Regions from separate parts of the Mus musculus genome. Here all the other regions are linked to region 2. A link is a loop called in an ENCODE intact Hi-C map of the cell type or tissue named here. Cell type or tissue: heart. All regions are shown on one strand. Region 1 has its middle 34 kb from the start of Zbtb18. Region 2 has its middle 27 kb from the start of 1700016C15Rik. Region 3 has its middle 12 kb from the start of Gm26104.

Region 1 (8,000 bases), 290 kb before region 2:
CGCAACAAAGGTAGCACACTAATACAAGGTGCTCCTAATGAGGAAACAGAACAAGGTATGTGGGGACTCAGTAGTCTCAATTCTTCTACGTAGGTATAACTTTCCTTTTAAAAAGTCTTTTTTGAAAGCTCCTCAAAAGAGAAAGCAGATAGGACAGAAGACAGCTGTTTGAGGAGACCAGCAATATCAGCGTCTCAGCTTCCAGATGTGGGCTGCTCCCATCTGTTGGGCATCTCTGTTGTGAGCAGGTGACCACAATAAGCGAGACACATGAAGATAAGACATTTTCCTGTAGAGGATAGCCACTAAGCCTCCAAGGAGCTATCCCAGAGACTACTGGCCAGAATTTGTGATCCACCTGCCCTGAGGCTCCACTGCTGACAAGACCATCTCAAGAGCCCACAAGAACCAGTGTTTTGCCCTGAGTCTCATATGGCAACCTCTGCACCAACTGGGCTCTTCTGCTCCCTTTGAAGAGGCTGAGCCACTGTCTAAACTATAGTATAAAGAACCTCAGACCTGGAGAGGGAATGAACACCTGTTCCAGACACTCCTGAACATTTAAATTCACTTAGATTCCTGGGCTATCAAAAGTGTCCCTAAATCCATGGGGCTTTTGGTGGCCCTTTCCCCACCCACTTCAGAATCTATCCCAAGAATCCAGTCATAGCATTACATGGTTAAAGACCTGTCTGGTTTGGCAAGTAAGAACAGGGATTACATACTGACAAACTGTATAGAACTAGCTAATGTGTACCCAGATGCTGGGAAACTATGTATAGAGCAGGACCCTGAGAGCATGTGATTAAGCAGAATAGAGTGATAAAGTCTAAGAAGAAAGCTTGTTCATATGGGTCCCTTCTCCTTTGCTACAGAACTGTATCTCCTGCCAGGACCTTGGGAGATTATGCCCTGGGAACATATTATCAGATTCACTCGCAGAAGCACGGGGAGAGTATGCTCTATAGCAAGAGCAACAGAAGCACTAAGTGATTCCTGTGAGAACTGGTGGAGCAACAGCTCAGAAGGCTCGGAGGAGTGAGTGGGTTGATTGGCTGCCTTAGGAAAGTCCACCTACTGACGTGGAAAGCCTTGGAAGATGAGCCAAAGAGTGAAAAAAGATCCCGTGGCCATTCACATCACTGAATGAAAGGGACCCAGTACTCCAGGCACGTGAGGACATTGTCCTCAATGTGGCACATTGATGGAAGTGGACTCAATACTGAGTGACCTGGAATTGGCTGTCCTCTATGGGACCTGCTGAGGGTGAACATGATGGTACAGAACCCCACACCCTGACAACTATGAAGAAGGTAGGATTCCAATGTTGGGCACAAATGGTTAACAGTGCTTGATGCTCCTAGGAGCAGAACAGCTGGCAGCCGGCAAGGGTGTTGCTCTTTATGTATACATCAAAAGAAGTTAGGCTGAAGAGATTGCTTAGTGGTTAACAATTGCTTTAGCAGAGGACCCAAGCTTAGTTCTCAGCACCATAATCAGGTGACAAACTTACCCGTAACTTTAGTTCTAGGGGATCTAACCCCTCTGGCTTCTGCAGGAACCTGTACTCATGTATACATACCTTCACAGAGACGCAGACAGACATAGGCACACATGTACATGTGTGTGTGCACATGAGTGCACGCACACACACACACACACACACACACACACACACACACACACACACACTAAATCTTATTAAAAATCATAGATGGATACTAGGCTATAGGCAGTGGATGTGTGGATGTGTGTGTGTGCACATTGGATAATCCTTTATCCAATGTCTATACCTGAGCTAGTTTTCAGACTTTGAAACCCATTAATTGAAAAAGAACTTGAGCCCTTAGGAGGAAACACCCTGAATTACCATAGCAACCACAGATGACAATGATCTCAATAGTATTTCCCAGAAGAGACTTATGTCCCTTCACTCAAATCATCACACAGAGCCATGAGAGAATATCCACAAGGCTCCAAGACTGTTGGACACAGGGTTTTGGGTTTTCTAAACGTAACCCAAGATCAGGAGATTCTTCATGCTTTGCTTTATTGGAACAGGGCATACAGGAACCAGATATTAAGTAGAAATCCAGGTCTGAATGATTCATAGCAGGTTCATTGGACCTTGGAACCTACCAAATGAGTACTTCCTTAGTCTTGAATATATCACTAGAATGGACATGGTTGGTTGCTGGCAGAACCCAATGAAGATTTTTGGTGTGTGAGTCTGTAGAATCACAAATCAAAGTAAATGGAGTTGAATGAGAAGACTTTGAAAGGGCTCTTTCCCCAGCCCAAAGACTGAATGACAATGAAAGTGACATTGCACCGTAAAGAGTCCCAGGCATAAAGACATAAGGTATGCAGAGGGGGATTCTTGCCAATCGTAGTCTTGGACCCACACAAGCTGGACAGACTTGTAGGATGTTATGTACTGCAAGCCAAACTCAGGCAAGCAATAATCCTAATGCCTGCTGTCACTACAGATATAGTTTGTAGTTGTTTTGCAGAGCACAGGAAATATTAGCTTGTGCCCAGAGAAAGTAGTCTTTTCCATTCCTTCCAGGAGAGAGGTCAGAAGCACTCTACACTGACATGAAGTGGATACTACTATATATTTACATATTGCCCAAGATCTGTGCCAATTCTTCTGCTGTGTGTCATAGAACTAGTCTGTTTGTTTAAGGAAAACAGTGGTTCACTAAGGTACTGGCATCATGTTAACAAGTTCAGATGAACAAAATGTAGAATTAGAGACCCCAGTTGGACCCCATGACAAGAGACTCTGTGATTCAAGGTATCTGTGGTGGGAAAAGATTCCACGTGGAGTTTATAGCAATAAGAGACTCACAATGAAAACCTCTGGGGTTCTGGAGTAAGGCCATGCCATCTGCAGCAGAGAATTATATACCATTTGAAAGAAGAGATCTTGGCATGCCAGTGGGCCCTGGTTGAGATGAAGTGCTTAACAAGGGATATCAAATGACCACGTGGCCAAACTGTCCATGATAATCTGAGTTCTTTCCAATCCATCAAGTCATAAGGTCAGGTGGACCCGGGAACAGCCATCTTTAGACAGCAACGGTACATCCCAATTGGACAGGGCAAGCAGGCACAAAAAAAAGTTTCAGGTCTCCATGTTAACCATTGGCTTCACACTAGCTTCTCTTCCTCAGTTCATAGAGGTGATGGTTGATCGTCTGCAGAGTAATGAGGGTTACACCATCCCTTATGGGACAATGGGGGAAAGAAAACAAGACTGGGCTTAATTTATGGAGGAGTCATATGTGTTTGTGTGAGTGCAAGCCTGACACATACACTGACTGCATAGTAGTCCCTCCTAGGAATGACTTTAAAAAATAGGCAAGGGGAAGTCCTCCCAACATGAAGAGCTTTAGACTTCATTATCCACTTTTGAGAAAAGGAAAGTGCCTTATGTGGGGATCCGTGCACAGTGGCAAAAGCCTAGGCCAAGGGCCCAGAAGGAGTAAGACTTTAAACATCAGGGACATTAACCGGCATCTTTTGCCTATAATTTCAGAATTTAAGGGGCCAAGGCAGGAAGAATATCATGAGTTTGAAACCAGTTCTGGGGAGAAAACTCGGGACCTCAACTCGGGGCTTCACTCATCCTAGGCAAGCATGAGTCCTTTTCTAGGATATTAGAACATCTAGTGCAGAACAGAAAACTTAGCAAAAACTTAGTCATCTTGTCTAAGATGACTCAGCAGGCTGTATCAGCCAACTTTTGTCATTGATCACCTAAGTACTGGAACAATTGGTGGCACTCAAACATGGTGGTTACTTCCATAAGTCCGGAGACTCTGTAGGTGCTCGAACTTGTGGACTCAGGTGCTCATCAAGACTGACTCGGTCATTTCCACTGATAAGTGTCTTGACCTGCAAGCCAGAGGCAAACACTAATTCCTGGATGGAGCACCATCCTTCAGAGAAAACAAGTAGCCATTTGACAGGAGTTGGTCACATTGCACAGTTCTAGCTTGGAACGAGAAAGGATTTACATTCATTAGAATTGATGCATATTCCAGATAGAGGTTTTGTTTTCCAGCATGTAGACCCTCAGCTACAATGTTTGGAGGCCCACTGGGTATTTGTGTCATTGACATGAGACTTTGTAGAACACTGTATTGCACTAGACAACCTACTTCACAACAATAGAGACATGAGGGAAAGCATTTGACCACGATTAGAAAGTATCAGATCTTTCCTAGACTACAGCATCAGATGGGGAGATGAGACCAACTTGTCAAGGAGGAGTTTTTGACACCTCTTGAAGATGATAGGCTGCCAGTGTGGGACACCTATCTCTAGGACCTTAAGTCAATGACCATTTCATGACACTGTGTCCTTAACATGTGGAATACAAGGGCATGATAACCAAAACATAGGAGGGAGGCACGGTCCCACCCCTATTCCTGAGGCCCTACCTGGGCAATTTGCACTTCCCATCCACTTACTAACAGTTTTGGCAAGATTAGAAGTTTGGCTCTAAGGAGAATGTTTCCACCAGGGGGCAGAGCAAGGGTTACCTTGTACCTCCAGACTTAAGTGTTTTCACTTCTAATAGAGGAAGGGCAAGAGACGTCATCTTGACAGGAGAAATGTATTCTGATCATCAGGAGGTAGAGCTATTGGTATGTAATGGGGCAAATGATTATGTGCTTACTGTCCTGGTGACCCATGTAGGTTCTGATGATGTTCCCCTGGCAAACAAGCGCAGCTTACACAGCACAGGATTACAGAGGTTGAGGAACAATGTTTGTTTACCAGAGCACATAAGCTATGCCAGCAGAGCAGGTGCCAGCTGAGGGAGAGGGTCATGTGGGATGGATGGGGTGAGATGGAGGGATGTGTAGCTGTGGTCTCAACACATCCCTCTGACCTTCCTCTCCAGGTTCTCCAGAAAAAGAGATGGCAAGACTCTTGCAGGCACTGTTCCCAACTGGGGCAATATTATTAGGCAGAGTAAGTGGGTTGGATTTTGCGACTGCAATAGGAGTGGTAATTCACTGCCAAGGTCCTTGCTCTGGACCCAACCTCTAGGATATAGGTTGTAGTCAGCTCACAGGTGTCCCTCGGCCCCACAGGGAACTGTACCCCACCCTCAACAGAGCCCAGATGCACCTACACTCTCTCTAGCACACCCAACGCCTGATTGATGGGGGAGAGGAGGAGTTGGGGCGATAGGGTCCAGCCCTTTTGTCTCAGTTCAGTCTGTCTTAGTCAGGGTTTCTATTCCTTCACAAACATCATGACCAAGAAACAAGCTGGGGAGGAAAGGGTTTATTCAGCTTACATTTCCACACTGCTGTTCATCACCAAAGGAAGTCAGGACTGGAACTCAAACAGGTCAGGAAGCAGGAGCTGATACAGAGGCCATGGAGGGATGTTACCTACTGACTTGCTTCTGCTGGATTGCTCAGCTTGCTCTCTTATAGAACCCAAGACTACCAGCCCAGGTATGGCACTACCCACAAGGGGCCCTTCCCTCTTGATCACTAATTGAGATAATGCCTTACAGCTGGGTCTCATGGAGGCGTTTCCTCACCTGAAACTCCTTTCTCTGTGATAACTCCAGCCTGTGTCAAGTGGACACAAAACCAGCCAGTACACAGTCCTAGCATCAAGTAACACCCCCAGCCCTTAGGTACCCATGGTCAGAGGCATCTGTTGCTGCTCTGAGAGGCATCTTCTTCTACACAGCCCTAGGCCCCACCCCTCCAAGGTACTTCACTGTGAGTGTGCTGCAGACATCTCTTCCTCGGAGTGTCTCCCAGGAACCTTTGCCTGAAACTTGATCTACCATAGAAACCAAATAAAGACAGAACAATACTGTTTGGTTCAGCGAGGACACCAGGGCATGCTGCTTTCAGGCTGATTATACCTAAACTGGATCACTGCCGTGAATAAGGACAAATTCAGTTTACCATTTTATAGAATTCTGCTGACTCAGGCCCCAACATCTCCCTAGCACACATACACAAGCCCTGCCCCCCACCCACTCCATCTGAATCAGATCTAGCAAAGAGAAAAGGCAGTTTTGATTTAACAGTTCATTTCTGATGAAAAAATAAATACAACAACAACAAAAAGAAGAAAGAAACAGAACCAACTCAGAGCAGCCCCAACTAACCACAACATAATGAGCTTACCTGATTCCTCCTGTCCTCTTTCTCTCTCTCTCTCTGTTCTGAATTTTGTATTAAACCCTGATCATGGGTCAAGTAAAATCTCAGAAAAGCAAAGGGTAGGTTCAAATTCCAATTTCAGTAAACTTATGTCCAAATTCAACATTCTATGATTTTCTGCCACAGCTAACTGTTGGAGAAGAACATCATTCCAATTTGCATACAAGGCTCCATACAAATAGGTGTTTAAAATTTACTAAGTGGATAAAGGTCAGATTCAAAACTTTTTCTGGGTAATAAATATTGCAAATATCCCCATTTTTTTTCTTGACAAACTTTTGGTTCCTCTCCCCCCCCCCCCGCCCCCGTCCGAGCAGTAAGGCACAATCATTCTAGAATACTGCCAAATATAATGAGCATCTACAGATGGGCTGGTCTGCAGCTGGAGGCTTTAACTCTGTAGTATTTATTTGAAATCTCCAAGCCAGCAGAGCAGTACAGTGAGCACAATTCTCAATGTTTTGGCTCTGGAGCAAATAGCGGTTGAACTTAGTTTTTTCAGCTAAAATGGAATTTATGCAGATGTGCTTTGCACTAAATTCATTAAACAATTACATCCTGGTGCCGTTTTCACATTTTTGTAAAGGATCTGCATAAGCACTAATTAGATCTAAGACAATGTTACTGGGCAAATTACAGTGTGGATTGTCCGCCTTGTCTTGCATTCTGCATCTGCTTCGAGATGATGATAATTTAGGTGCAAGTCATATAAATGTTGGGTTTTGTTCCATTTACTGGAAATATTTATTTGAAACATACTATAGATTAATTGATAATGTAACCATTTTTTAAAAGGGCCTCCCGATGTTTTTCTCACGGGTGTCGAGTGGTAAAATCCAATGGGAGGTGGGGGAGGGGTGATTATAGTAGCTGGAACTTCTCACAATTGCTAGCTAACTGGCATTTTCCTCCGTGAGGTTGAGGTTTGCTGCTGAAAAGATCTTTGCATTTCATTTGGCTTCAAGTGCAAGCTGGGCTTGCTGAATTACAGCGGGGCCTTTCAGAATGCAGCATTCACGCAAAGGCATGCGGAGTCTCCTGGACAGCTCCCAGGGGTAGCAACCCACCTCTTCCTGCATCAGCTGGACAGTGACAATGTCAGAAGACCTCAGTATCTTAGGAGATTCAGACGGGGTGTGTTTCCTTTCTCTAATTTTTATCTTCTATTCCGTATACCATTAAATGTAAAAGACTAACATTTAAGCATGAAATCCACTCTGTAAAAAGTTAGGACATTCCTACAGGGTTTCTATGGCAACTTTGAATTACCAACTTAATTCAAGGCTCACTCCAGCCCAGAAGTCACCAGTAGACATTCCGTACCAGACTCTCCATTCTGCTCACACCCAGAACTGCTTCTGCTCCAACCAGCAGCATCCCCCTCCCCGGAAAGAAAGCCAAGCCTGGGCATCAGCCTGGGCATCAGCTTGGCTGCTGTGGTTCTAAACCCCACTCCCATGGCTGGACTTTTCAAATGGTTACTTCTATTGTTTGATGGAGCCAGCCAGAAAAAGCCAAGTTCAGTGTGAACGCCAACAGAGATCATGAGGCAGAACTGAACTCTGAGCATAATCAAATGCAAAAGCCCAACTCCGAGACACGTGGAAACGTCCCTGTGTGAGAGAGACGCGGGAGCATAGCAAGCACACATGGGGCTCTCTGAAGTTAGAATCCAGCCTGGCTCACTCTAGCTGCCTGCTTCCCTTCTTCCTTGGGTGGGGCTTTGTGTTCCCTTCTCCGGTTTTTGCTTGGTGGGGGAGATTGTAACCATAAGGGTGATAATAATCG
Region 2 (8,000 bases):
AGAGAGTAGCTGGGTATAGCACGGGATGGTGCCACTTTTTATTATATCCCACTGTGGATAGGTACACTCAGTTCTTATTTATTTTATATATGTGAGTACACTGTTGCTGTCTTCAGACACACCAGAAAAGGGCATCGGATCCCATTACAGATGGTTGTGAGCCACCATGTGGTGGCTGGGAATTGAACTCAGGACCTTTGGAAAAGCAGTCAGTGCTCTTAACCACTGAGACATCTCCCCAGTTCCCACTCAGTTCTTTATAAGGCAGTGAAAATATTCTCAAATTAGAGGTGATGGTTTTTCTGAGCAGCCTAGAGGTGTCAAGTTCTATACTTCCAAGGAGTAAGTTATGACATGTAAACTAAAACTCAAGAAAGCTGTTAAAATGTATCCAGTCTGGGCCCCGCCCCAATTAAATTGGTGAATTCAGGGGCTGGAGCATCTCTGCAAGTGTCTTTGGTTTGTGTTTGTGTTTGTGTTTGTGTTTGTGTTTGTGTTTGTGTTTCCCCCAGGCCATGCTAGTCTGCAGCAGTAACTGAGAGCCACTGCCCAGCCTAACCTTCTGTGAGGCAGTAGAAGACACTGGGGTCCAGGAAGCTGCAGTGACCTTCGATGTCATTGGCAGATTTGTGTTTTCTAGCCTCCCCAGAGCCTGGTCACTGAGTAAATCCCAGATGCCTCAGTCATCTGCCTGGTACCCCAGGCTGGATGTCCTCAGGCCTTCCTGACTCCCATGAATGTCCCAATGGCTTCACTGTCAAGACGTCTCTTCTGTGATTCCTGTCGAGCACCGGGCTGATTTTGAGTCCCCTCCCTAGCTGTTCTTCACGCCTCGTTTCTCCCACCTATCCTGCAGGTTGGCTTGTTGCTCTGTCTGTTTACTTCCAGCCAATTTCCTATCCATTACGGGTCTTCATGTATGAGCGTCACATTTACATTGAAGGCACAAAATGAGCACTGTCTTCCGCTCAAAGTTTCTATCTATTCCGTCTTCACAGTGAGCTAGGAGAGGCCATTCACGGGAGGTGACTACCCCCCCGGGGAAGCCAGGGTAATTGGCTGTTCATAATTCCCATTTTGAGTTAGGTGTCTGTTTAAGCTGTAGGGGAGTGGGGGTGGGACAGTTGTTGGGAATTAAATTCGGGGCCTTGTGAGATCATCCTCAGAAGAATCTTGACTACTAGTTCATATTCCAGGACAGGAATATAAGAAGCAGGTGCCTCTTATATTAGGAGGGACTCCTGTCAGGAAATTAGAAATAAGTTACAAACTGGGCTGCATTAGGTAGCTCAGAAAGAAAAAACATTAAAAAGCAAAATTAAGAGTTTCCAAATGAGGGCTACGTCAGTAAGCACCATGCTGGTTTGTTTCCAAAGCACTAAGCTATCTGCAGGGTTTCCTCATCTGGGAAAGCACGGGAGAGGGCTTCAGTTACTCATGTATATAGCCTTCCTTTCCTTTTAGACTTTTATCTGGTTTTGTTTTTCAAGACAAGGTAGCCCTGGCTACCCAGGAACTCACTCCATAGACCATGCTGGCTTCAAAGTCAGAATTCCTCCCGCCTCTGCCTCCCTGAGTGCTGGGATGAAGGGTTTGCACCAGCACAGCCCGACCCTGTAGACTACTAAAGATTGTTATCCTTATTCATCTCTGATCTCTCCGCCTCCCCTTCAGCAGGGCCCTGTACCTGTTCAAAGGTCAAAAATTATGTTTTTGAATAAGACCCACAGTGGTGAGTCCCTGATAGAGTCAGGAGTAGCTGAGGCTGGAAGTGCATATGGATAGATTCTGGATTATATGTATAGATTCTTACTATAGAGTCACATTTGGCAGGTGTTTACTGGGCTCCTCCTTACAAGCCAGACTTAGTGTGCATTCTCAGGCCACTGAGCAAAGCTTCAGAGAGCCACCGGAAGGAAGCCTTCCCACTCGGGCGGATGGAGACATGAGGAGTCTATGAACCCTCTAGAAAACAGAGACAAGACAAACACTCGCCTGGTTTCCCCCACACTCCTCGAGCTCCTTTCATGGTTCTGTTTCCTCTGTGAGTTCTTTGTTTGGTTCCAGCAGCTGTAAGAGCACAATCAGGCAGCTGCACAGGCCTTGGCCACGTGCTACGCCATACTGCTGTGACAGAAATGCAGAGGAGCAAATGGGCACTCACCAAAGGGACAAACACAGGCACAGTTTGCTGCCTGAGTATCTGCCGGTGGTGACTGATCTAGTGCCATGAGAGGTCCATTGATCCCTCTTGACCTATCACCTCAGAAGGGAACCCCAGGGTAGACGAGAGCATGGGGAAAGAACATGTCTCAGGACTCTGGGGTCTGTTGAAGCCTCCAGTCCCTGAGAATGGAGACTTTTAGCATGGGGACTGGAGGACAAAACACTGGAGTTTGGGTCCCAGAGTCCACCTGTAACCCTAGTGCTCAGGAGGTCGTCGAGACTCACACAACAGAGGTGCTAGGAACCAAACTCTAAGAGCAGCAGGAAACCTTAACTGCTGAGCCACCTCTACAGCTCCTGCTACTTCTTTTATATAGATATAGACAATAAAGCTGTTTTCTATACAGTTACTCAAATAAGGATGTTAAGGTAGCAATAAACCATGCTTAAGGCTGAGAACCTATGACCTTAGTATGACGTTTCTCCTTTCCCAGAGGTTTCCTGAGAATCTCACAAACCAGTAACTTTTGCTAACAGTGAGAGCATCTTCATTTTCCATGCAAGCCTGGGACTCAGGGTGTCACCCTGTCAGCTGTAATCTTGTTCATGTCCTCCAGGAACTCACTACCCACCAAAACTCTGGATATGGCCGTTGTAAAGTAAAACTGAGCTCCATTTATCTATCTATCTATCTATCTATCTATCTATCTATCTATCTATCTATCTATTTACACTCCAGCTTTTATCCCCCCCACCCCCGAGCGCCCTCTTGAGACACTCACATTCCAGTGGGCCATATACTTTCCTCCTCTTATAAACCCCAGCTCGGAGACATATCTGCTCTGCATGAAATCTTTTTTACAGCGAAATCAATAGTACTGCCTCACCTGTGTGCAGAGCTCTGAAAAGAACTCCGGAGGCCTGGCGGCAGGACGTGGTGGCTCACTCCTCAAATCCCAGCCCTCAGGAGGCAGAAGCAGGAGATGACTGTAAATTCAAGGCCCGCCTGGTATACACAGAAAGCTTCAAGTCAGTCAAGGCTCTACAGTGAGGCTCTGTGTGAAAAAGAACACCATGGCTGCTGCAAGCAACAACATAGACATATACATGCCTCCTGTTCCCTAACCACTGATGACATCACCACCTCAGGCCTGTCACACAGGGACCCAAATTTAGACATGAGCTTTGGAGGGGACATCCTTATGTGGGCAGCATCGGAATCATGAGGGCATATGATATACAGTATACAGGGGTGTGACATGAGACAGGACTGAATACCCCAGCTTAGGGATGGAGACAGGGGACCGGCTGCTCATCTTAGCCTACACATTGAGACATTACTCTTAGAAATAGGAAAAAGGGGCAGGGTGAATAAGTAATTGTTGCAAGTAATAAGAAAGCTATTTCCTAATCTTAAAGTGACAAGTGTTAGGCAAGCCCAGTTTTACTAAGGTCTTGAGTTCGTTTGATAGTGAAACTTCCCAAAATGCTAAGGAAGATGGCTACCACATCTTCAGCATGCAGGGGCAGACGACAGCCCAACCGACCCTGTTCCCCCCTTAGTCTGACATCTTGCATGGAGGATAAGACTTTACTAAATCCTCTCCAAGTTCCAAGGGATCCTGTGAGAAGGGGGCTTTCACAGGGTCACACAGAGTTCTATGCTCTGTCCCTGAAGCCATCTAAGAACTGCAATGAGCCACAGTAGCCCCTGTGTGGCAGCCTGGCGTCAGGTCATGATTGAGAGTAAAGTTCTCCTTGCTTCCCTCTGTGGTTTTATACCCTGGGCAATGAACCAAGGGGAGCCCAGGAGCTTCTGCGAGGCGTTGCAGCTCCCACCCGCAGTGGCCCCTCTACAAAGGCCATGTCAGCGACTGATGCCTGCAGGGGCTCCTTCCTCGCCACCACCTCACTTGCTTCCGTTCTTCCCTAAGTCGCTCCATCTCTTCTCTTTCCAACTAGCCTGTCTTCCCACCCTTTGCTGACTCCGAAAAATGTGGGTCTCCACTCGGGCAGCAAACCACAAGAAGCCTCGAGTCTGCCTGGGCACAGAAGAAAGATCTCTTGGAAGAGTCCCTTGAGCACTAGTTTCTCAAATTAACAGGGTGGGAGAGAAACGAATCCGAGCAGCAGTGGCGGCAGAAAATGGGACATTGCTGCCACCTAGAGGCAACCAGCCTCAAATTCAGAAACTCTGGACCAGCCCAAGCTTGCTTGAAAGCCCTCCCTTGGGAGCCAGACAAGTCAGTAATGAAATTTCCAGGACGAGCAGGAGGCATCCCTGTCTCTCATCCAGCCATCGAATCTGTGGCTACAACAGTCTACAACAGACTTGAGAGTCAGTAGCTCTGTAAGGAAAGATGACTCGGAGACAAAGGGATGCATTTGACACAGGGACGAGAGAGAGGAGAGAGAGAGAGAGAGAGAGAGAGAGAGAGAGAGAGAGAGAGAGAGAGAGAGAGAGAGAGAGATTGTCTTGGGATTGTCAGAGCCTGCCCTGCTGGTCTGCACAGGTTTTCCCCTAATGGCCCTGGGATTCACAATACTCCAAGGAGCAAATGAATAGGGAAAATAGAAACCTCTATGAGGATGGCTTTGGCCTTCCTCTGAGTCCCCAGTCACTTCTGCCAGCAGCCGCTAGAGAACAGGATTTAAGTATTCATTGTTGTAATATTACATAATTTGTTTCTCTCTCCTTCCAAAAATGGAGTACGCTGAGCAGTTTTCCCTGAGTCACTGAGTCATGGAAAGTTTACCATTAGTTCTGCTTCCTTCCTAATGACTAACACTTTCTTAAGAAAGTTTTCAAAGATGGATAGATGACTCAGCAGGTGAAGGTGCTTGTGGCACAAGCCTGACTAAGTTCAGTCCCCAGAACCCCCTTAAAGGTGGAAGAATATGACCGCTGGCACACTCTACAGGGCTAAGGAGCAATATGTGTAATACATCTATAAGATTCCAAATGAAAAACACACTGTATTCATGCTATAGATTTCCAAGCCTTCTTGGATAATACCCAGTAAAAGCACAGTACAGCATGCAGATAGAAGATCTCCAGGAGACAGGTGTAAAACCCTACTTTGACACATAGGTGGGTCTTTTTAAACCAGGCCCTTCCTTCAGACTGGGGTTTGATCCCTGCAGACTTGCAGGGCAGCTGCACATTTTCCAGCCTTCTGGACTGTATACATTTCTGATCTTTTCCTCTGGGTCCTGCACATCCTGTCTCCATAGGATGCTGCTTTCTCTGCCTCTCAGAGCCTCAGTAGCAATGCACCCTCTCTTTCTCCTGGGGTTCTCACCCAGAGTACCCAATCATAACCCAGGGGAGTGTTCAGATAGAAAAAAACAAAACAAAACAAAACACCAGGATTCCTATGAGTCGGTGAGAGAGCAAGCTTGGAAACAATTATCACTAAGAAATTTCTTGTGACAGATTCAAGAAACAGGAAGCAGTGGGGTAAAGGGAGAGGTGTTTGACTGGGTCTGTTCTCTGGCAGGAACAGGAGAGGGCAGGGACAGCTTAGGACTGAATAGTGGCAATGGCATCAGCAGGCTCTGGGTTGTATGGGTGATTCCTAGCTGTCCAATTCCTGTGGCCTGGGATGGTTTAGGGCACACTGACCTGATGTGTTAAGGTGTGATAAAGGAGATGGTTCAGGGCTCTGGATTGGCTGATTTAGGCATCAAGGCTGTGCTACCAGGGAGCTTCACTGTCTCTAAACATTAGCTTCCTCTGTACTCTCTGCAGGTTAAAGCTTCAAAGGACAGATCATGGAGAATACAGGGGGGAGGGGACTGAGGAGATGGCTTAGTCAGTAAAGTCCCTGCAACACAAACTTAGAGACCTGAGTTCAGATACCCAGCATCCAAGTAAAAGCCAATCCCCATCCCCCATGTTATAAATCGGGTGTAGCAGTGCAAACCTGTAATCCCAGCTCAGAGAGCAGTGGGAGGCAGGAGGAGCCCTGGAGCGTGGTAGGCAAATCAGTGAACTCTAGGTTCAGTGAGCTCTAAGTTCAGTAAGTGATTCTACAGTGAGAGAGAGAGAGAGAGAGAGAGAGAGAGAGAGAGAGAGAGAGAGTAAGACACTTGCTATTGTACCTCTAGTCTCCATATGCTCACGTGTATGTGGACACACACACACATACTACACACGTGCGCATACAAAATGTACATACACACAGAAAAATGCAAGACATGAAATAGCTCATTAGGACCAAAACCACAAGAGACAGAGACCGAGAGAAAGACAGAGAATTAAAGCCACTAAACCCCTTAAAATTAAGAAAAAAATATATAATCAGCACAGCCCCCACCACTGACCTACCCCACTCTATGATTTATTCCCTCACCCCAGGCCTACCTGCACTGTGCTGGCTCTTGAAAGATGACGTTGGCTTGATCTCACAACTCCTTAGAGGCTATGTAGCCCCTTCTCTTTCTCTGAAGGTCCAGCTCTTCCCCCTTGAGCTATAGTATGTAATTATCTGCCTAATGCTCAAGGGGGCAGAAGAGGGCAGTTCCTGACTAAGGTGCCTGTTGTCTTCAGAAACATGGCTACTGCAGTATCTTCTTAACCAGCAGGTAGATGCTAACTGCTAACGTAGAGAGTTGATTTTTCTGTCTTAGGAAGTTGCAGGGAATTGGGATTTTGAAGTCCCATGTGCTCATCTCCAGATTCCATCCTTACATAGCCAGAGCCTAGACCAGGGAATGGCTCACCTACCCAGGTTGAGAGCTCAACTCCTTTAAGAATTCTCATTTTAGGTAAAATGAGCTTTACCCCAAACTTTGTCTGCTTTCTAGCTACTACAAATGGGAATTCCTTTTATCCAGCCCTGGCTTTCACACCGAGCTTGGAATTTGTGCAACGGCATCAATTGTCTGGTCCAACAGTCACCAAATCCCATCACCTTAATTCCCAGTCCAGGCCACGTTTCCCTAGGGCCTAATGCACTTCCTCTCTCTGCTACTGCATTTCCTCCCACTGAAGCACAGTCTACACTCACTACTGGCTAAGATTTGCCAACTGTACTGCTCTTTGACCAGGCCTAAGCTGTGTTCATCTAGAAGCAGGTACAGCATCCTCATTATCAGCCCAAGAGCAGGCCGCCGATCGCAGAACTTCATCTCAACATCGTTCCCATTCTTGGGCTACTCCTGGTGTCAACAGTTACAGACGGGTTGTCTGGGAAACAGACCGAGATGAAGAGTGACAGAAAGTAAGCTAGTTACAGAATTCTTGAGGTCAACACCTGTAGAGAAAGGGCAGGGTATCTCAATATCAGTTCCCCCTCTCCTCCCAACACCTCCTCTCATAGAACATCCCCTCCCAGTTCCTCCCTCCTCTTCTCCTTTGAGAAGGGAGCCCCCTCTAGATAACACCATGCTACACACACACACACACACACACACACACACACACACACACAGAGGCAAGAACACACATCAGGTCACTGCAGGACTAAACACATCCTCTCCCACTGAGACCAAACAAAGCAATCCATTTAGGGGAACAGGATCCACAGGCAGGTAGGCAGGCAATCGATTCAGAAAGCCCTTCACTCCTGTTGTTGGGACCAAGCTACTCTTCTGCTACATATGTGGAGGCGGGGTTGGAGGGGACACTTTGGTCCAGCCCATGCTCGATCTTTGATTGGTGATTGAGTCTCTGGGAGCCCCCAAGGGTCCAGGTTAGTTGACTCTGTTGGTCTTCCTGTGGAGTCCCTGTCCTCTTCAGGTTCCTCTATCCTTCTCTCAGCTCTTCCATATGACTGTTCAAAATCCATCTAATGTTTGGCTGTGGGTCTCTGCATCTCTTTCCACTGGCT
Region 3 (8,000 bases), 990 kb before region 2:
ACACACAAATTTCTTCTAACTGTAGTTCTTTGAACTTTGTGGGTTACCCACTTTATTCATTCCAGGGAGGTTTGGGGAATATTGTATTATCACTCTGCTCTGTTAGCTATTTCAACACTCTAACCATAGCACCTTAGGGAAGGACAGGTTTATTTTAGCTCACAGGTTGAGGGTACAGACTACTATGGAGTGAGGAGGTCGGGGGGAGAGGAACATGAGGTGGCTGGTCACATCAGATCTGCAGTAAGAAGCAGGCGCAGTGAGAATAAGTAGGTAAGCAGCTCCCTGTCCCCTTTTGATTCAGTCTGGGCCCCCAGCCCAGTGGTGCCAACCACGTTCAGACTAATGGCCATTGGTCTACTCGGTAGCCTGCTCTCTCAAGGGCAGGCTAAGCAAGCAGCTTCTCTGGTGATTCTAGATCATGCCAAGTTGACAATAGTAATGGCCATGCCTACTTAATCCCTTCAATCACCTACGTCAGATTTGTAAGTTCAGTAAGGCTCACAAATCACACAACTTTCCCCCAAACCACATGGCTGGTACAAGAAGGGCCAAGCCCAAAGACATTAGATTCCAAAATTCAGGATATTTTTACAACTTCAGTAGAAAGCCTTACTGGGAAAAAAATTAATCACACATCCTCAAAGTTATGATACAGGGAAATTAGAAGTCCCTTGTTGAGGGGTTCTTAGTCTCATTAATAAAAGATTTTAAGAATGAACCCAAGTAAAAGCTCAAGAACAATATTATTAAAATTTTTAATTGAAAAGTTTGCTTTCATATAGTATATTTTGATCACATTTCTTCCTTTTCGCAGCTCCTTCCAGCTACTTCATACCCCCCATCCACCCAACCCCATACCTTTTTTCTCTTTCTCCAAAACAAACAAACCAAGAAACACACAAAATCAGAAACAAAAATGTGTGAGGAAAAGAGCAATAAGACACAAAAGGTCCTAACAAAGCTATAGGAGACAAAAAACAAAAACAAAACAAAACAAACAAACAAACAAACAAACACCCTACAAAAATACCATTGCACTCATTTTGTGTTGGCCATCTGCTCTTGAGCATGAGATCTACTCTTGAGAAGGCTAGGCTGACTCCATGACAGGCTTCAAATTGGCAGTGAAGGAGACTAGGCCTAAATTCCTGTTTCCAAGAACTCAGCAATTCCAGGCAAGACCAGGCCTCACAGGCTGCCCAGCCACCTGGCTTGAGGCAAGGACAATGGGTCAGCAGCAGTTTCCAGACCCCCAAAAGCAAGTTTCCAGCCCCCACACCCCGGTAATGGAATATCCTAATGGAATGTCGGTAGAATCAATCGACCCAAAAAATTAACATAGAGGTCACCTACCTCAGAATTCCCTAATGTGCTTTAAAATCAGGGCTGAAAGCTCATTTGGATGTCTCTCTATTCTGGTAATGGGAGACCCCAGCATGCTGGACTTCTGTAGAATAAAACACTCTTTGTGTTTACATATTATTTGAGTCTGGGGTTTCATTCTTTGGAGAATCATGGACCCTTACATTCTGAAGTTTGGTTAATATAGCCAGTGAACCTCATTGAAGAAGACCAACTTTTCCTGTACAAGTAGGTATCCATTGCAGATAGCTTCTTGATTAGGAAGGGAAACTTGTATCCATTTCCCCTCTCTCAGAGCTGGGAACTGTCTGCCTTGAATGTGTGCAGATTCTGTGCATGCTGCCGTATCTCTGTGAGTTCATATGTGCATCAGTCCTGTTGCATCTGGAGGACAATTTCTTTAGAGTCATCCACCACCTCTGCAGTTTTCTGTCTCCTCATCCTGATCCCTGAGTGAAGAGTTTGATGAAGACATGCTATTTAGGAATGAGTGCTCCAATGTCTCTCACTCTCTGCATATCGTCCAGTTGGAGGGGTCTCTGTGTTAATTCCCATCTAAGAAAGAAAAAGTGAGTGAAACACAGATATGTGTCCGAAATCCCTTTCTTTTATTAGATTTTAAAGGAATAACTCCAGGACCATCAGACTATAATCTACAGTGGAGGCTTGCGGAGGGAAGGGGAAAAGCCACACTGTTTAAGTGGCCACGAAGGTTAGACACCATGGCCAACAAGCAACCACAGGATGGGGCAGAGATGTGGAGAAAGAGTGAGGAAGCCCATCATATTGGGGGAGGGGATGCCAAAGTGTTAAGGAAAACATGCTGAGAAGAAAATCAGAAGAGAAGGAAACATTACAGGAAAGTAGGCAAAGTTAATGCCCAACACTAGGATAAAAGTTGTCAGTAGTCTGAAATTCAAATGTAAGCAGGCATCCTGTGTTGTTCACCCAGGCTAACAACCTGCAGAGACCCCTCTCTGGGTACACCTTCAAGCCCTGTCCTGTTCCTTCCCAGCACTGTCCTGGAGAGGGACTGAGAAGGCAGTGTTACGCAAACAGTCATCTAAAAGGGAGATGATTTCTGTCACCGTTTGAAACAAGCTTAGGGTTATTGTTTCCACTCCAACCTGCAATTGGTGCTCCTGTTCATTATAAAGAAGTGTGGGGCTGTGTTCCCCTTTGTATAGTCTAAACATACATTTGAAAATATGTATGTGGGACCAATGTGTGTTGTGTGCACGTGAATGTGCCAGTGTGCATGCTCACACAGGGGTCAGGGGTATTTTCTGTCACTCTTGCCTTATTCCTTTTAAGATAAAATCTCTCACTGAGCTTGAGGCTCACCACTTGTCTTCACTCCCAATATCTAGAATTACATCACACACATAACCCTATGCCCACTGCTTTATATGGATGCTGGGGGTGGGGGTTAAACTCTGTCTTCACATCTGCAAAAACAAGAACTATTTCCTACTAAGCCATCTCTCCAGCCCTTATTGTGGCCTAGTATCCTGCTACACTGGCTGAAAGGAGTGGTGTAGAAATAACACGACAGAGACAGGAGAAAGCTTGTTCTTTCTTGAGAGATACCTGGGATAGTGACACACTTCACAGGCCCTGTATAAGTGCGTCTCTGTGGCTCCATCCCTTCCTATCATGAAATGGTGAGACTTCAGGCTGCAGCTTGTAGCACATGCAGGTGACGATGGGGGACTTGAGCAAATTCCTAAGGGAACAGTACAGTTAAACCCAACAACTCAAGTTTCCCTTAAGTGAAAACACCACAGGCTTCCCTGCAGGAAGGCATTCTGTTTTCTAAGTCACAAAGCTTTTATGAAGACTAATAAATTAATGTTGTCAGTGGTGACTGGGAACTTTGGAAAGCTATGGCGTGTTTTAGAAATAATTATTGAGATATTTAGTATGGACCCTACAAAACAGAAATACGAACTAGAAGACTCTTATGAGGCACATTGTGGAACTGAAGAATTGGGCTTTAGGGTTTTTTTATACTGACTGAAATGTCATAGCTGAAAAGGACTAGTGACCACATTTTATGTACCATAACATTAAAATAATCATCAAATAGAAATTTTTTAATAGGCAAAGAATCCAACCTATGGCATAGTCCTAGTAATAACAAGAGCCATGACATCACATTATAATTATAAATATTTTAATACCTGGAATAGAGCTTGCCAAAAAAAACCGCATTTGCTTTCATACAACATATTCTGATCACACTTCCTCCTTTCCCCAGCTCCTCCCAGATCCTTTGTATCCCACCCACCCAACTCCATACCTTTTTTTTCTCAAATAACATATTTCTCCTAAGACATGTGGAATTTTTTTAAAGGTTCTGGCTTTTTTGTTTTTTTGTTTTGGTTTTGGTTTTGGTTTTTTTTTTTTTTTTTTTTTTTTTTGGTTTTTCGAGACAGGGTTTCTCTGTATAGCCCTGGCTGTCCTGGAACTCACTCTGTAGACCAGGCTGGCCTCGAACTCAGAAATCCGCCTGCCTCTGCCTCCCGAGTGCTGGGATTAAAGGCGTGCGCCACCACGCCTGGCTAGACATGTGGAATTTAATAAAGTATTAGTTTAAACAAACCAAAGCAGTGTCTGTCACATATTTAACATGACTGTGCATTATACATATCTGAAAATAGGACGTCAATGCATATCTTTTCAGTATTTACCCCAAACTTATTTATTTCCTTAGATTCTTTTTATCCACAGAGTCTATATTAGTATTTCCTGAAAATGTGTCAGGAGATACCACGAAAGTAGTTTGGGAAATATCAGTGCTGGATAAAAAGACACAATGGAATTTAAATATTGAACCTATACAGTACTACATTTTAAAAAATATTTATTTTTATTTGTATGCATGTGTATGTATGTACATTTGCATGTAGTGCCTTCAGAATCCAGAAGAGGGCAACAGACACCTCCACTTCTGAAGCTAAAGCGCCAGATGTTTGTGAAATGCCTCAGGTACTAGGAACTCATATCCTCTGTCAGAGCAGCAAGTGACTTTAACCACTAAGCCATCCATCCCCACAGAACTACTTTTGAAATGAGTCTATACTAGCGTCTTGTGTAACTGAAGAATTAGGCTTTAATTTTACTTATTTGTTTGTTTGTTTGTTTTTTATTGCTTGAAATGTAAGCACTGCACAGGACTGGAACTTAAGGCTGTTTGTTATTTTGAAGTTGGTGTCTTCTTTGATCACAAGCCATACTTCTTAGCCCTCAACCACCTCACCCTGTTATCATTTGTGGCTGTGCTTAATAGAAAGTTTTAATTTAAAACCTAAAACAGTTAGTTTAAATTTTTCTTTAAACATGAGTATGTTTTTATGTTGTTCTGTTTTTTTTTTCTTGTTGTTTTTGTTTTTGTTTTTTTTTTTGTTTTTTGGTTTTGGTTTTTTTTGGTTTGGTTGGTTGGCTGGTCATTTTGTATTGGTTTCTCTGTGTAGTTCTGGCTGTCATCAAACTCTCTCTGTGGACCAGGCTGGCCTCAAACTCATAGAGATCCTCTTGCCTCTGTCTCCCAAGTTCTGGAATTAAAGGTGTGCACCACCACTGCCAGCCAGAGCGTATTTTTAAAGGGTTTCTTATAGAAGAAAAAAATGGAACACTCTTCAGATATAATGATTCAAAACAAGATCTTGTCATTATGTGTTTGTAGACATTGGTTTATAGTCATAGTAATTAATGAAAATAACTAAAAATTTCAAACTTTTCAGATGGAGAATACTATCTAAATTTTTGTGTTTTATTTTAGTTATAAAAATATCAAAAAATTGTAGCTTGTATATATCAATGACTTTACTTAGCATCAGAGCTTTGGGTATATTTGTATATGTGTATTTTAGAGGTTGACTTGTAATTAAAGATACTTTCAGATTAAGCAGATTTAACATGGAAACCTTTATCCCTGAAGTAATTTACCTATAATTTCTATTTCTACCAAGATGCAGTAACATAGGCCAAATTTATCATTCCCAAGCAGCAGACACAACATACAAAGCAGTAAGTTTCATATGTACATAGACATAAAGGAGGGTGATTGAGAGGCTCATGCAGATATGTTCTAAAATTGTCCCCATTTCTTCCCCAGAGGGAGTTTCCGGGTTTGGCCTAGAGAGAAGGCTTCCTTTAAGGCCTAGCAAGATCAGAACTTGGTATCCAGGCAGCTAATGTTTACAAAGTATACAGGGAAGAGAGAACTTAACAGAGACGGTGTGTGTGTGTGTGTGTGTGTGTGTGTGTGTGTGTGTGTGTGTGTAAAGATGCCTGGAGAGCCTTCTTCTGAATCCTGAGAATACATTTCTAAGGAAAGGATCCTAGGGTCATTGTCTAGGAATACTTTGGGTTTTTGCTCCCCCTGGTGTTAATCAGTTTTCTGTTTCTATGACAAAATGCCTGATATAATCTATTCAAGATAAATAATTTTTTGTCTCTCAGTTTCCAGGGTTTAAACAAATGGTTGGTTTGGCTTTCCTGTTTCAGTGCAAGACTGAAGCAAGGCAGGCACCATGGGGGAGAATGCATGAGGGAGCAATCTTGTGCAACATGTAGCGGGCCACACCAGGGTCTAAATAGCTTCAAGGACATAATCCCAGCCACCTAGCTTCCTTCTACTAAGGCCTATCTTCCATTGGTTGTAACACTTCCCAATAGTGCCACAGTGTATCCACCATGGGCCTTTGAGTACATTCAAATTCTAAAATATAATACTTCTAACTAGGTTAGAAAAACATCATAATTCATGTACTGTGTATATCAATAGAAGGATTTTGCATCAATATAGAGATAAAATTAACTTGAGACTAAAGACTTTGCTGATCCCATGTAATGAAGATTAGCCTAAAAAGAATCTTATGAGAATAAAGCTCAAGAATGTTTTAGGAATACAAAGTTATCCATCACTCAAGAAAAAAAATGTTTAGCATCTAGCCAAATTTATTAGGCATGCCAAGAAGCAGCAAAGTGTGACTCACAGTGAGCAGAAAAACAAATTAATAGAAATAGACCTTGAAATAGCAAAGAGAGTAGAACTGTTAGACAATGAACATCAGACTGGTTATAAATACTATGGCCCATTTATTCAAGATAGTAAAGAAGAGATGAAGCATATTAAGTAGTTGTGAAAGATATTAGAAGCTCTTTTATATTTATTTATAAGAGGCACATGCCTGCCATGTGTGCATAGGTCAACTATATGCAGATGGTATTTGATTTCTTTCCCATCCTGAGAGTCACAGGGATCAAACTTAGGATGTCAGGCTTAGGGCAGATGTCTTTACTCACTGAGAAATCTCACCAACCCATAAAAAGGTATTTTTTAAAAAGACATTGATCAAACTACTGAAGATCAAAACTGTAAAGTCTAAGATGAAAGAGATATTAGAGAGATTAGTGGTGGATGGGCACTTCAGAAGGAAAGATTAGTCCACCTAAAGACTACAATAGAAGCTAGCTTAAAAGAGGAGTACAAGGGGAAAACACTTAAAAACGAATGTAGCCTCAAAGCAAAGTTAGGGAGCTAAGTTCCGTCTATTTGGATCCTGGGAATAAGAGGTGAGTGGGAATAATGGGGGAAGATATTTGAAATAGTCATAATCAAAACCTTTGTAAATGATCAGCTTATAGACATAAGCTCTAAATCCCCAAACACCAGAAATAGGAAGAAAACAACATTAAGGTACAACATAATCAAACTGCTGAACACAGTTGAAAAGTCTAAAAGTAGTCTGTGGTGATGTCCCAGGGTAGAAGGATACCCAGGGAACCCCCATCCTCTCAAGAAGGGGGGAGGGATGCATGGAGGGTGTCTGGGAGGGGAGACTGGGAAGGGGAAGTGTTTGATGTGAATAAATTAATTAATTAGTTAGAAATAAATAAAATAAAGCTAGTCTGTGAATTGGGAAATAGAAGAAAATCCTTCCAGAACTCAGAAAAAAAAAGTGCAGGTTGCCTTTCTGTACCTACCATGTCTCTCACGGTTAACCAAGGGCTCCAGAGTGTGCCCCGGCCTCTCCTGCTTAGTAATACTTTTCTTCCCAACTGCTGCCATTCCACTGGGAAGCATTTGCCCATAGCAACCATAATAATGAAGGATTTCCAGAGGACCAGAAGCACTGGAAGGTTTTATAGAAGACAGAAATACAGGTATGGATGCTAGAGAGATACAGACAGAGATAAATTTAGAAATGGAGACAAGTATGATAGGGGCAGAGGTGGAGATCTTAGAGAGGGAGACAGAGACTGGAGAGGTGAAGAGAGAGACAGAGATGATAGAAATAGAGATGACATAATAAGAACTAGGGATGGTAGTGATGGATGTTGGAACGTAGACACAAAAACACGGGATCCAGACAGATAATGATGGCAGAGATAGAAAAGAGACAGGAGGGATTTTAACACAGAGATTTTAACCTTACACAGTTATGGGTTCATTACTGGTGACGTCATCTCTGAAAGGCTGTTATTTTCATCTCTGATGCTGGGGTCTCCAGTCCCTAGAGCTCAGAACTGGGAGAAAAGACGGATGTACAACGAAGACAGTGAAGACATGAAATACACAAGCTTGTGTTGGAGCCCACAAAATGGACTGAAGTCCACACCCGTAC

Evidence for each region. Hi-C counts contacts between places; a loop is a spot of excess contacts. Peaks named below come from ENCODE experiments on the same cell type or tissue, not always from the same donor. Only the 100,000 strongest peaks of a DNase experiment are listed, where the experiment ranks them.
Region 1: it touches region 2 in a loop (10-fold over the local background); 2 of 42 quality-filtered maps call a loop at or near these places.
Region 3: a loop joins it to region 2, with 3.0 times the contacts of the local background. A loop is called at or near these places in 4 of 42 quality-filtered maps.

The regions. Positions count from the first base shown.
Region 1 is chr1:177,404,348-177,412,347 of GRCm38, forward strand. No RefSeq gene overlaps it. Among named protein-coding and RNA genes, the nearest start is that of Zbtb18, 34 kb to the right of the region's middle. In heart, a CTCF peak has its summit at 4,532 (motif pointing right); no DNase peak of the experiment used is centred here.
Region 2 is chr1:177,698,710-177,706,709 of GRCm38, forward strand. No RefSeq gene overlaps it. Among named protein-coding and RNA genes, the nearest start is that of 1700016C15Rik, 27 kb to the right of the region's middle. In heart, CTCF peaks have their summits at 4,332 (motif pointing left) and 6,672 (motif pointing right); DNase peaks (open chromatin) are centred at 4,002 and 4,332; H3K4me3 peaks cover 860 bases; H3K27ac peaks cover 466 bases; H3K27me3 peaks cover 262 bases.
Region 3 is chr1:176,708,291-176,716,290 of GRCm38, forward strand. No RefSeq gene overlaps it. Among named protein-coding and RNA genes, the nearest start is that of Gm26104, 12 kb to the left of the region's middle. In heart, a CTCF peak has its summit at 4,294 (motif pointing right); no DNase peak of the experiment used is centred here.